Regions from separate parts of the Homo sapiens genome. Here region 1 is linked to region 2. A link is a contact called in ENCODE Hi-C data. All regions are on one chromosome and are shown on one strand. Each heading gives the region's core, a stretch centred on a gene start or an enhancer-like site at or near the end of the contact. The rest is flanking DNA. Distances are from core to core; before and after follow the strand shown.

Region 1 (5,111 bases), core at 1-2,500, 3.0 Mb before region 2:
ATATTCACAGCACCCATGAAGAAGCTTGATAATTGAGGTCAAGTGTATTTTTGCCTAGTTTTAACTTAATCTACTTTGTCATTGTTAGTTTTATTAGACTTTCTCATCTCTATTCTCTCTCAAAGGAATACCGAGTAAAGAGCATATTAAGTCAAGCCAGATCCAGTTCCAACTGATCTTTTGGTCCCCAGAATTTCCACTTTCCTAACTTGACCATTACCCATTGGACACTACTAATTTCATGTATTTTCACTGAATTTGTTGTGTTGTCATGTACAACACCCTCCACTTCCCAACCCACCCCCGCGAACGCCGTCTGACTCCAGAAACCCAAACTTGTGCTCATTTTTCATTATTCCACCTTCTCCTGATAGTGTGGTTTCCTTCACTCTAGACATGAGGACTCCACAGCTTTATTCCCCTAAATGGAATCCCCCATGCCCTACCTTGACATGGCCAGTTTCCGCTTGCAGCCCACCGGGTGATTTATCGGAGGCTCTTCTTTCACCTTTGTATCATCCACGATTTCTTTCTTCAGGAAATCCTTCTCTTCTTTTACACACTCTCCATGCATCAATTCCTCTTTTATGCATTGACCAACAAACTTCTCCTCCTGTTTTATCTCCAAGTTATCCTTCTCTTCCTTCACTTCTGACCAGTCCATTACCTCTTCCTTTACCTTCTCTTCCTTTACCTCTGGTTCACCCACCTTCGCTTCTTTTACCACTAAACTACTATCCGTCTCCTGCTTCACCTCCAATACGCCTGCGTTCTCATCCTTCACCTCAGGCCTATCCTCCACCTCCTGTTCTACCCACTGGCCAGCCAACCTGCCTTCTGTACCTGGCCAGTCTATAATTTCCTGCTTCACTACCGTTAGGTCCATCGGTATTTCCTCTGGCCTTTGTCCACTTCCTTCCTCTCCATCCCCTATCTCCTTTATCCCTGTCAGCCCTGTCCCCTCCTCTCCGCCGCCGAACTCCTCCGCCCCTGCTAAGTCCCTTACTCCCTCCCTGCCAGGCTCTGGACTTAGCCGCACCCCCTCAGCTACGCTGTGGAGACCTCCCCCAGACTTCCCTTCATTTTCAGCAGCAAACTCCATCAACTCACGATCCTTGGCCTCTGCTGCCACTCTATCCTTCAATGTGGCTGCTGCACACCAATAGGAGGAATTACCGGTCGGAATACCTACGGCGGCCCACGTGTGGAGCCAAGCAGCCACAAACCCGGAATAGCCTGCTTGACGCGACTGCTCGAATCGCCGTAAAGCTACGCTTTTGCGCCTCGCCCCTTCACGACTTGTAGAGCTCTTTACGGCTCTGCGGAGGCCCTGCCGGATTCTCTGGGCGAACAAGCGTAACTGCGTGACTTGCCCGCTGGGGTTCTCGTCTCCTTCCTGGTTTCCACCACCCTCTTCCCTTAGAGAAGCCTCCTGGGCCACTCCCTGGGCCACCCTCCACGCCCTGCTGGGTGTAAAGAGTGTAGGAGACCGGCAGAGGGAGAGAAGCGAAACCCTTACACTCTGGAAGTGGGAAAACCCACCCTAATCTGTGTTAACCATTAAATCCAATCTTGCATGAAAATGGAGGACACACCTGATGTTATTAGGCCTTTCCAAGCTTTAGTTTCTTAAAGCTATAAACTAGGGACCATGGTATTATTAATATAAATCTCCCAGTGTCATTGCAAAGATTATATGAGATCATGCATGGAAATCAACTAGCAGTGACGGACACAAACTCGATATATAACTGGGAATCCTGATGGGCTTCAAACCGCCTGGTTTCCACCACCCCCTTCCCTTAGGGAAGCCTCCTGGGCCACACCCTAGGCCACCCTCCACGCCCTACTGGGTGTAAACAGTGGAGGAGACCGGCAGAGGGAGAGAAGCGAAACCCTTACACTCTGGAAATGGGAAAACCCACCCTTATCTGTGTTAACCATTAAATCCAATCTTGTATGAAAAAGGACACACCTGATGTTACACCTTTGCAAGCTTTAGTTTCTTGAAGCTATAAACTAGGGAGCATGGTATTATTAATATAAATCTCCCAGTGTCATTGCGAAGATAATATGAGATCATGCATAGGAATCAACTGTCAGTGACAGACACAAACTCAGTGTATAACTGGGAATCATGATGGGTTTCAAGTAGGAAAGAGGGCATTAATTTTTCTTTCCATTCTTTCTAAGTAACAGCCTGCGTCAGGCTATTCCCCATTCCCAGCATTCTGCAGGATTCTCTCAGAGAACATCATAAATATATTAGGCGAAAGTGCCTAATGCCCGGTATTGCTGAATAACATTGCATTGTATGAATGTGGCACGTTTTTTCATGCATGTACCAGTTGGTGGGCATTTGGCTTGTTTCCAGTTTGGGCTATTACGAATAATTCTGCTTCCACATTCATATGCAAGTCTTTGTGTGGACATGTTTACATTTCCCGTTAAGTAAATAACTAGGAGTGGAATTGCTGGGCCATATAAATTTATGTTAATTTTTAAAGAAATGCCCAAACTGTTTTCCAAAGTAGCTATACCATTTTACATTCCTACTGGCTGAGGGTTCCTATTTCTCTACATCCCGGCCAATTCTTAGTATTATCAGTTATTTGATTATAGATGTGTAGGGGTACGTCATTGAGAATTTACATTTCTTTAATGACTAATGATGTTGAACATCTTTTCATCTGCCAACTGGCCATTTGGATATTTTCTTTAATGAAATGTTTATTCAGATCTTTTGCCCATTTTTAATTGACGTCTTTTATTATCAAATTGTAGTAGTTCTTCATATATTATGGATATAGGTTTGTGGTAGACAAGCACCAGTATGTTCCCCAGTGATTCTCCACCCCCACAGTGTTCAGACCAATGTGTAGACTGCTCCTGCATCATCCCAGGATTGGTCTGTGTCACTGATAGCATACAGCAGAAGTAATACGTTACCTCTAAGATTAGGTTTGGAGAAAGGCTGTGGTTTCTGCCTTAGGCTCTTGCTTTTTTGGTCTCCTTCCTAGATCATTCACTCTGGGGGAAGCAAGCTGCCAGGTTGTGAGTACCAAGAGGCCCATGTGGTAGTGGGCCGAAGTTACTGGCTCTTACAGGCTGAATTGTGTCCCCTCAAATTCGTGTGTTAAATCCGTAACACCCAGTACCTTAGACTGTGAGTATATTTGGAGATAGGACCTTTAAAGGTGATTTCGTTAAAATGAGACCATTAAGGTCGGCCCTAATCCAATCTGACTGATATCTTTATAAGAAGAGGAAATTTGGACACAAAAAGAGACACGAGGGATGCCTGCAGAGAGAAAAGACTATACGATGATACAGTGAGGTGGCCACCTGCATGCCAGCGAGAGAGGCCTCAGAAAAAAACAAGACTGGTGACAACTTATTTTGGAGTTCTAGCGTCTAGAACTGTGAGAAAATAAATTTAAGTCACTCAGTCTATGCTAGTTCATTATAGTGGCCTTGGCAAACGAATGCACTGGCCAACAATCAGCAAGGAATTTCAGCCTGTCAATAGCATATGAATGTGTTTGGAGGAAGATTCTCTAGTCTTAGTCCAGCTTTACATGACTGCGGCTCTGGCCAACAACTGAACCCAGATTCCGGACACTCAGAAATTGTGGGAGGGGATAAATGTTTCTTGTTTTAAACTGCCAAATTTCTGGATAATTGATACAAAGCAATGCATAATTAATACCAATTCCTTGTATGGTTCGCAAATATTTTCTCCCAGTTTGTGGCTTTTCCTTTTCTTAGTTGTATCTTTAAAAGAGCAAAAATTTTACACTTCAATTAAATCCAGTTTATCAATTTTTATTTTTATTTTTTGTGATGGAGTCTCGCTCTTGTCACCCAGGCTGGAGTGCAATGGCGGGATCTCTGCTCACTGCAACCTCCGCCTTCTGGGTTCAAGTGATTCTCCTGCCTCAGCCTCCCGAGTAGCTGGGACTACAGGCAGGTGCCACCACACCTGACTAATTATTTTTGTATTTTTATTAGAGATGGAGTTTCACCATGTTGGCCAGGCTGGTCTCGAACTCCTGACCTCAGGTAATCCACCCACCTCCCAAAGTGCTGGGATTACAGGAGTGAGCCACTGCACCCAGCCTCTCAATTTTTAAATGAATGGTGCTTTTTGTGTCACACTAATAACTTTTTGCCTAGCCCAAGGTTGCAAAGAGATATTTCTCCTATATTTTCTAGAAGTTTTATAGTTTTAGCTTTTACATTTAGGTCTGTGATCCATTTTGAGTTGGCTTTTGTATCTAGAGTCATCCCTCTGTTTCTGTGGGGATTGGTTCCAGGACCACCACAGATCTGAGAACGCTCAAGTCCTACAATCTGCCATCTGCATCCATGGTTCCACATCTGTAGGTTCCACCAGCTGTGGAAATTTGATCCATGGTTGGTGGAACCCACATGTGGCAGAACTAAGGATATCATCCATAAGGTGGACAAGGTAATGGTTTAAGTTTCTTTTTTTTAATATGGATATCTTATTGTCCAAGCACCAGTTGTTGAAGCCTATTCTTTTTCCTTGAATTGCCTTGATATTTAAAAAAATCAATTGACCACAAAGATAAAGATTTATTTCTGGACCTTATATTCTGTTTTACTGATCTATATGTCTATCCTTACACAAATACCATACTCTATTATAACTTTATAGTAAGTCCAACTTTCTTTTCTTTTGAAAATTGTGTTGGCTATTCTTGGTTGTTTGCATCTCTGTGTATTTAGTGCCAGCTTGTCAATTTCTACAAAAGAACTTGTGGGATTTTCATAGGGATTGTGTGGAATATATAGATAAGTGAGGGGAGGATTGTCATCTTAACAACATTGTGTCTTATCCATGAAAACGGAATGCCATCCATTTATTTATATTGTCTTTAACTTCACTTAACAATGCTTTGTAGTTTTCAGTGTACAAGTTTTTACATATCTTTTGCTAAATTTATTCCTAAGCATTTTATTCTTGATGTGGTTTTTGTTTTTTTTTAAATTGACACAGGGTCTCCCTCTGTCACCCAGGCTGGAGTACAGTGGCAAAATCATGGCTCACTGCAGCCTCGACCTCCTGAGTTGAAGCTATTCTCCCA
Region 2 (5,448 bases), core at 1,162-3,661:
ATTTTTACAAAGACTGCTCATTGACTGTATTTCTAAGCCCTTGCACAGTTAACTCTTAGTTCCACCATTATTAATCACCTTCTATGTGCATGTCAGCCATCTCAAATCCATTCTGCAGTAAGCCTTGACAAAAATAAATTTGTACGCCAGGCACGGTGGCTCACACCTGTAATCCCAGCACTCTGGGAGGCCGAGGCAGGAGGGTCACGAGGTCAAAAGATCGATACCAACCTGGCCAACATGGTGAAACCCGTCTCTACTAAAAATACAAAAGTTAGCCAGGAGTGTTGGCATGCGCCTGTGGTCCCAGCTACTCAGGAGGCTGGGGCAGGAGAATCACTTGAACCTGGGAGGCGGAGGTTGCAGTGAGCTGAGATGGCACCACTGCACTCCAGCCTGGTGACACAGCGAGACTCTGTCTCAAAAATAAATAAATAAATAAATCTGTGTGCATTCAATGCCCCTGAATTGTACACTTATGGTTATAATAAATTTGATTATGCATTTTACCATAATAAAACATTATACACACACACACACAAATGCATGCAGTGCTCCCCTAACACTGTATCTATTACTTAAAATGGCATTATTGTTGTTCGGACATAAGTTGGCTTCCCCAAAGAATTCTCCAGTCACCCCAAGGATAAGTACCTTTTTTTTTTTTTTTTTGAGGCAGTGTCTCACTCTTACTGCAACCTCTACCTCCTGGGTTCAAGCAATTCCCCTGCCTCAGCCTCCCGAGTAGCTGGGATTACAGGCGCACACCACCACGCCCAGCTAGTTTTTGTATTCTTAGTAGAGACAGTTTCACCAAGTTGGCCAGGCTGGTCTCGAACTCCCGACCTCAGATGATCGGCCAGCCTTGGCCTTCCAAAGTGCTGGGATTAAAGGCGTGAACCACTGCGCCTGGCCGGATAAGAACTCCTAATCCTTTCTGTAACTCCAAAGCCTAGGAAACCATCTGGCTTTTAGTTACCAGTAAAGGTAATCATATCCCGGCCTTTCCAAGTGTTCTTTCATGTATTTAATTATCATCTTCAACCAAGGCAATATACTAGACACATAAATAGTTGTAAGACTTGTGAAGTACACACCAGAAAAATTCTTTATCACACATATGATAAGTTAGAGTTCAGAAACTGTGGCCACAGAACTCCAGATCTTCAATACATGTTTGCTGAATTGATGTATGAGACTTGAGAAGGCAAAAGGATAGACGTTAAGTCCTGGCATCAGGCCAACAGAGTTACATGGAGCGTGTGAGAAGTACATAATGTTACACTTCCTAAGAAATATGTCAACGAATGCCCTTTCTAAGTAGCAACGTACCTAAATAACCCTTACCACTCTCTCCAGGTAGTTTTAACAAAGGTATTGTACCGCAGCTTCAAAAAATCAAAAGTTACGCGTTTACCTATCCATTCACTGCTCAGACAAAACAAAAACAAAAGCTACCTGTAGGAGACTTCGAAATTCCTTAATACCATAGTGTCATTAAAAACAAACACCTAGATTTACTTTACTTAGCTATATTTTACTAAGTAGTCAGGTTAGCTTTAATGCTTACCACGCCAAGGAAAGGTGGCTTTTTTCCTTTCCCGAGGGTAATCCCGTCCCACCTCCCCCTCCCTTAAATAAAGTTAAAACAACCCAAAAAAACCCAGCTAATTCTCAGCTCTGTACAGTTCTCCAGTACAAGCAACAGTAGTTCAACCTCAAGAAAAAGACATCTTAAAGGCCGTACATTAAAAGTTGCCAGGGATCCAGCCGCTTACATTTCATGAAAAGTACAGACCATACCCGTTTAGCTAGCTGTGCACCTTAACTGGTCGAGAAGGCGCGCTGGGGGCTGGGTTTGAGGGTGAGCAAAAGGCAAGATTATTAGTTTGGGTTGACGTGGGGGTCAAGGGGAGAGCAGAGGAATAATCTGTAAGATCTGAGTCCCGAAGCTCTTTGGGTTATGGAGGTTAGAAAAGGGCCTGTTAAAGTTAGGCCCAAGTTTCGGCAAGGTGGAACTGGGAAAAAAAAAAAAGAAAGAAAAAAAAAACGAAACCCGAAAAAACAACAGCGAGCAGGCTCCCGAGTTCTAGCGTTCACAGTGAAGCCGTTAAACGCAGCAGGAAAGTAGGCGTGTGTTTTCTTCCTCTTCCCGCCTCCCCAGAGACTCGAGCCCAGTCCTTTCCCCTCATTTTCACCCCAGCCGAGTCCAATGGCTGCCCTCGCCGCGGAGTCGGGTCGGAAGACGCCCCGCCCCCTCGCCGCGTTCGCCCTAGGGAACCCCTCCGCCCCACCTTCCCTGCCCGATGAGGGGCAGTGGCTGCCGCCGTCACGTGTGCTGGCAGCCGCCAAGTGAGGCCGCTTTTGCGACGCGGTGACAGCCAAATGGTGCGACAGGAGGAGCTGCAGCCGCGGCCGCAGCGCCCGCACGGAGAGGCTTGAGGCGGCTCCTGGCGTCGCCCAGAGGGAGCGACTAGACGAACAGTCCGGTGAGGGCGGCGAGAGGAAGCCCGCTACGAGTGCCCTAGCTCCCCGCCGCTCTCGATGAACCGGACGGAATAAGCCGCGCCTCCAGCAGGGGCTGCGCCTCCATGAATCCCTAGTTGTTTTTTTTTTTTTCTTTCTCTCCCCTCTCCTCACCCCCACCCCGAGCCCCGTCCCGCCTTCTCCCTTCGCCAGAGGCGGCCGCGTCCAGGTGCGGAGTCCATACCGGAGCGCAATGGCGTCCAACCCCGAACGGGGGGAGATTCTGCTCACGGAACTGCAGGTAAGGGCCGCGGCCCTGGTGAGAGGCGCTGGCGGAGGAGACAGGGAGAGAGCCCCGCGCGGCGTCGGGGACCGAGGAAAGCCCTGCGGCCGCCGCGCCCCTAGCCCGCTAAGTGCGGAAACTCCGGGATGTCACTCGGGAAATGCTTCCCTCGGGGAACCGCTTCCCTGGGGAGCCGGACCCTCTCCCCCGCCAAAGCCCTGGCCTGCCACCGCTTTGGTTTGATTCTGCCTACCAGAGGGGACCCCATCTCTGCAGCCCTGCTGCAGCGGGAGCCTGCTCTCGCCTGGTCCCCGGAGAGGCCGGCCCGTCGCCCCCTCCCTCGGTGTCAGAGCTACCCGCGAACGCCCCTGTTGCCCCCTCCCTTCGCGCGGCCGGGCCCCGCCCCGCCTTTCCTCCGTACACCGCTCCTTAAACTCCTTTGAATGACTCCCAAGCTGTTTTCTTGTCCCTCCCCCTCCCCTCAGACTCCGCACAAAGAGCGCCCCCATAACTTCCAGCCCCTAGACAAGTTTTTTTAAAAAACGAGTCTCACCAAATGTTTGCTTCACTTCAGCAGCCCTCTTCAGGTGACAGAGTTTCTTTCCTCTATTTTGAGGGTTATCTTTTTCTTTTCTTTTCCTTTCTTTTTTTTTTTTTAACCGAGTGATAAATACAGGGTGCCTTTCTCTGCTACCCCTGCCCAGATCCGGGAGCTCAGATGCTGATGCTTTTCAGACTTTCATTTTCCCTCTCATTTGAGCACCAGAGAAAGAGCTAATAAGTTGTTTACTAATGAGAAAGCAGTCGACTAAGGGAAAACATTGGGCACCACATGTCTGCAAAAGATGAGAGCAAAGTAGATCGCTTAGTTAAGTCATGTCGAGTAGCAATGTTATTTCCCATTTCCAGATAAATATTTGATAATGTAGGCACGATTTTCTTTAGATCTCTATGGTGTACATGGGGACTTAAGCTACCCTGTCGGGTTTTTCATTACTTGGGAGTGTTCCAGAGATGTTTGTTTTTTGACTTAAAAGTTATTTTGCTTTATTTTAATATAGTTATCTTTTAGCTACTCAAAGATTGTAGATGGGAATTAGGAGAAAAAAATAGCATGCCTGCATTTCTTTTTGTGTGTTGGACAGTTAATTTTTTTTAAAAAAAAGACTAAATCAAGAAATTCTGAAGAGTTGATGTCAAAATTAAGTATTGCAACTGCATCTAAATTTCTTGTTTAAATATACTTTTTAAGAAATCTCTTTATAAGTTTGGTTTCTTGTGCAGTCAGACGTAAGCTTGAAAACTTTGGTATAATGGTTGATATTTCCTCCACAAAAATAGAGACTTTAACAATGTATATCAATGCAGTGTTGCACATTTAGAATCCTTTGGTAATGCAAAGCTGAATTTCATATAATTGAAAATGTTGCTATGTAGTATTTTAATTACAGTTAGCCTTTTATAAGCAGATCTTACAGCATACCACATTTGCTAAATGAATGGAATTTACTATTTTATTAATAGTAAATAATTTACATGAGCTTTTAAAATGAAGATGATGTGAGGCAAGTCAGAAATACTTTACATTGCCTGGTCTTGAACCATGAAAAACATACTTTGGTTTTGATTGAGAAAGATGATAGGGTCACTTTTCTTTTGAATTGAGCAGTGTTAGAGTTACAATATATTTGGCATTGGTACTTGTATGTTATAGAAAGTTGGCATAAAAGACACCTACTTTGGCACTGGAACTGAAAATATATTTTCATGTGTATTAATAACATTTAGGATCTTTTAATTAATAAGATCAATTTTGATAATAACAAGGAAGCAAGCAAAGAAGGAAGAAATTTTAAATATGATGACCTAGAAATACGACCAAAATAGAGGAATACCTAAAGTTAAGCTTCTAGATAAACTGAAATATAACCCCTTCCAGAAAAAGAATAGTTTTTATTAAGTGTTACCTTATAGGTTGTCATATATCCAAGTCATTTTCTTGGTTTATTTGACTCCCAGTTTTGATAAAAGTTATTGCATTTAAACTTTATCGTGTTTATTAAAATGTTTGCGACTATTACTTATATCAACACTTAAAGATAAATAGTCATAAAGTTTGCTTCTCCAAATATTTCCATCTATTCAGACTTTTTATTTCATTGGGTCCTGAAACTTAGTGTACAGCAACCAAGTATTTATTAAACTTTTGTTTCAAGATTCACTTTTTTAAAAAGCTTCTAAATTGTTTGAATTTAGACTGAAATACTGTTTAATATGAAGTTCTTAATTCTTCTCTGCCATACAGATTTTAAGTATTTAAGAAGTTTTGTAGCCAGTTTTAAGATGTATTTAATGGTTAAAACTGTTACTTTGCTATGTATCCTGTCTCAGGAATACTTGTTTACTCTGAAAGTTACATATTACAACCTGGCTTTAATAAAATTGATATTTATTTAGAAATATATCCAGCTTTTCATTATTTTTTCAAATTGTAGAATTTGAAATACTCCACTGCTTGAGCTGGAATTGGCTTTTGGTCATGGAAAGGCAAAGTAAGAAAATCTGAAACTACAGTATTCTGTCTTGTTAATTACTGTAATAGCATGGAGTAATGTTTTTAAGTATTGTTAGTAATTCAGGAGGCTTATTCAACAAGGAAGCATTAATAAACTATGTAAACTTTGGTGGCTAGAGGTTTC

What was found. A loop is a pair of places that touch in the nucleus more often than their neighbours do. Pooled maps may share reads with other maps.
Region 1: a loop to region 2 is called in a map of CD8-positive, alpha-beta T cell, with 5 times the contacts of the local background. The contact joins the promoter of ZNHIT6 here to the promoter of PKN2 in region 2. A Hi-C loop is called at or near these places in 2 of 168 maps with a recorded cell type or tissue (CD8-positive, alpha-beta T cell and naive thymus-derived CD4-positive, alpha-beta T cell) and 9 of 50 pooled maps.

The regions. Positions count from the first base shown.
Region 1 is chr1:85,707,183-85,712,293 of GRCh38, forward strand. ZNHIT6 (zinc finger HIT-type containing 6) reads right to left here and starts at 1,251. Exons shown (of 10, transcript NM_017953.4): 1 at 447-1,251. The coding sequence starts at 1,102. RefSeq lists enhancers at 508-1,341, 1,044-1,403, 1,342-2,174.
Region 2 is chr1:88,681,862-88,687,309 of GRCh38, forward strand. PKN2 (protein kinase N2) reads left to right here and starts at 2,412. Exons shown (of 22, transcript NM_006256.4): 1 at 2,412-2,767. The coding sequence starts at 2,720. It overlaps PKN2-AS1 (PKN2 antisense RNA 1), which reads right to left and starts at 3,343. Exons shown (of 4, transcript NR_110682.1): 1 at 3,303-3,343. RefSeq lists enhancers at 2,247-2,576, 2,607-2,686.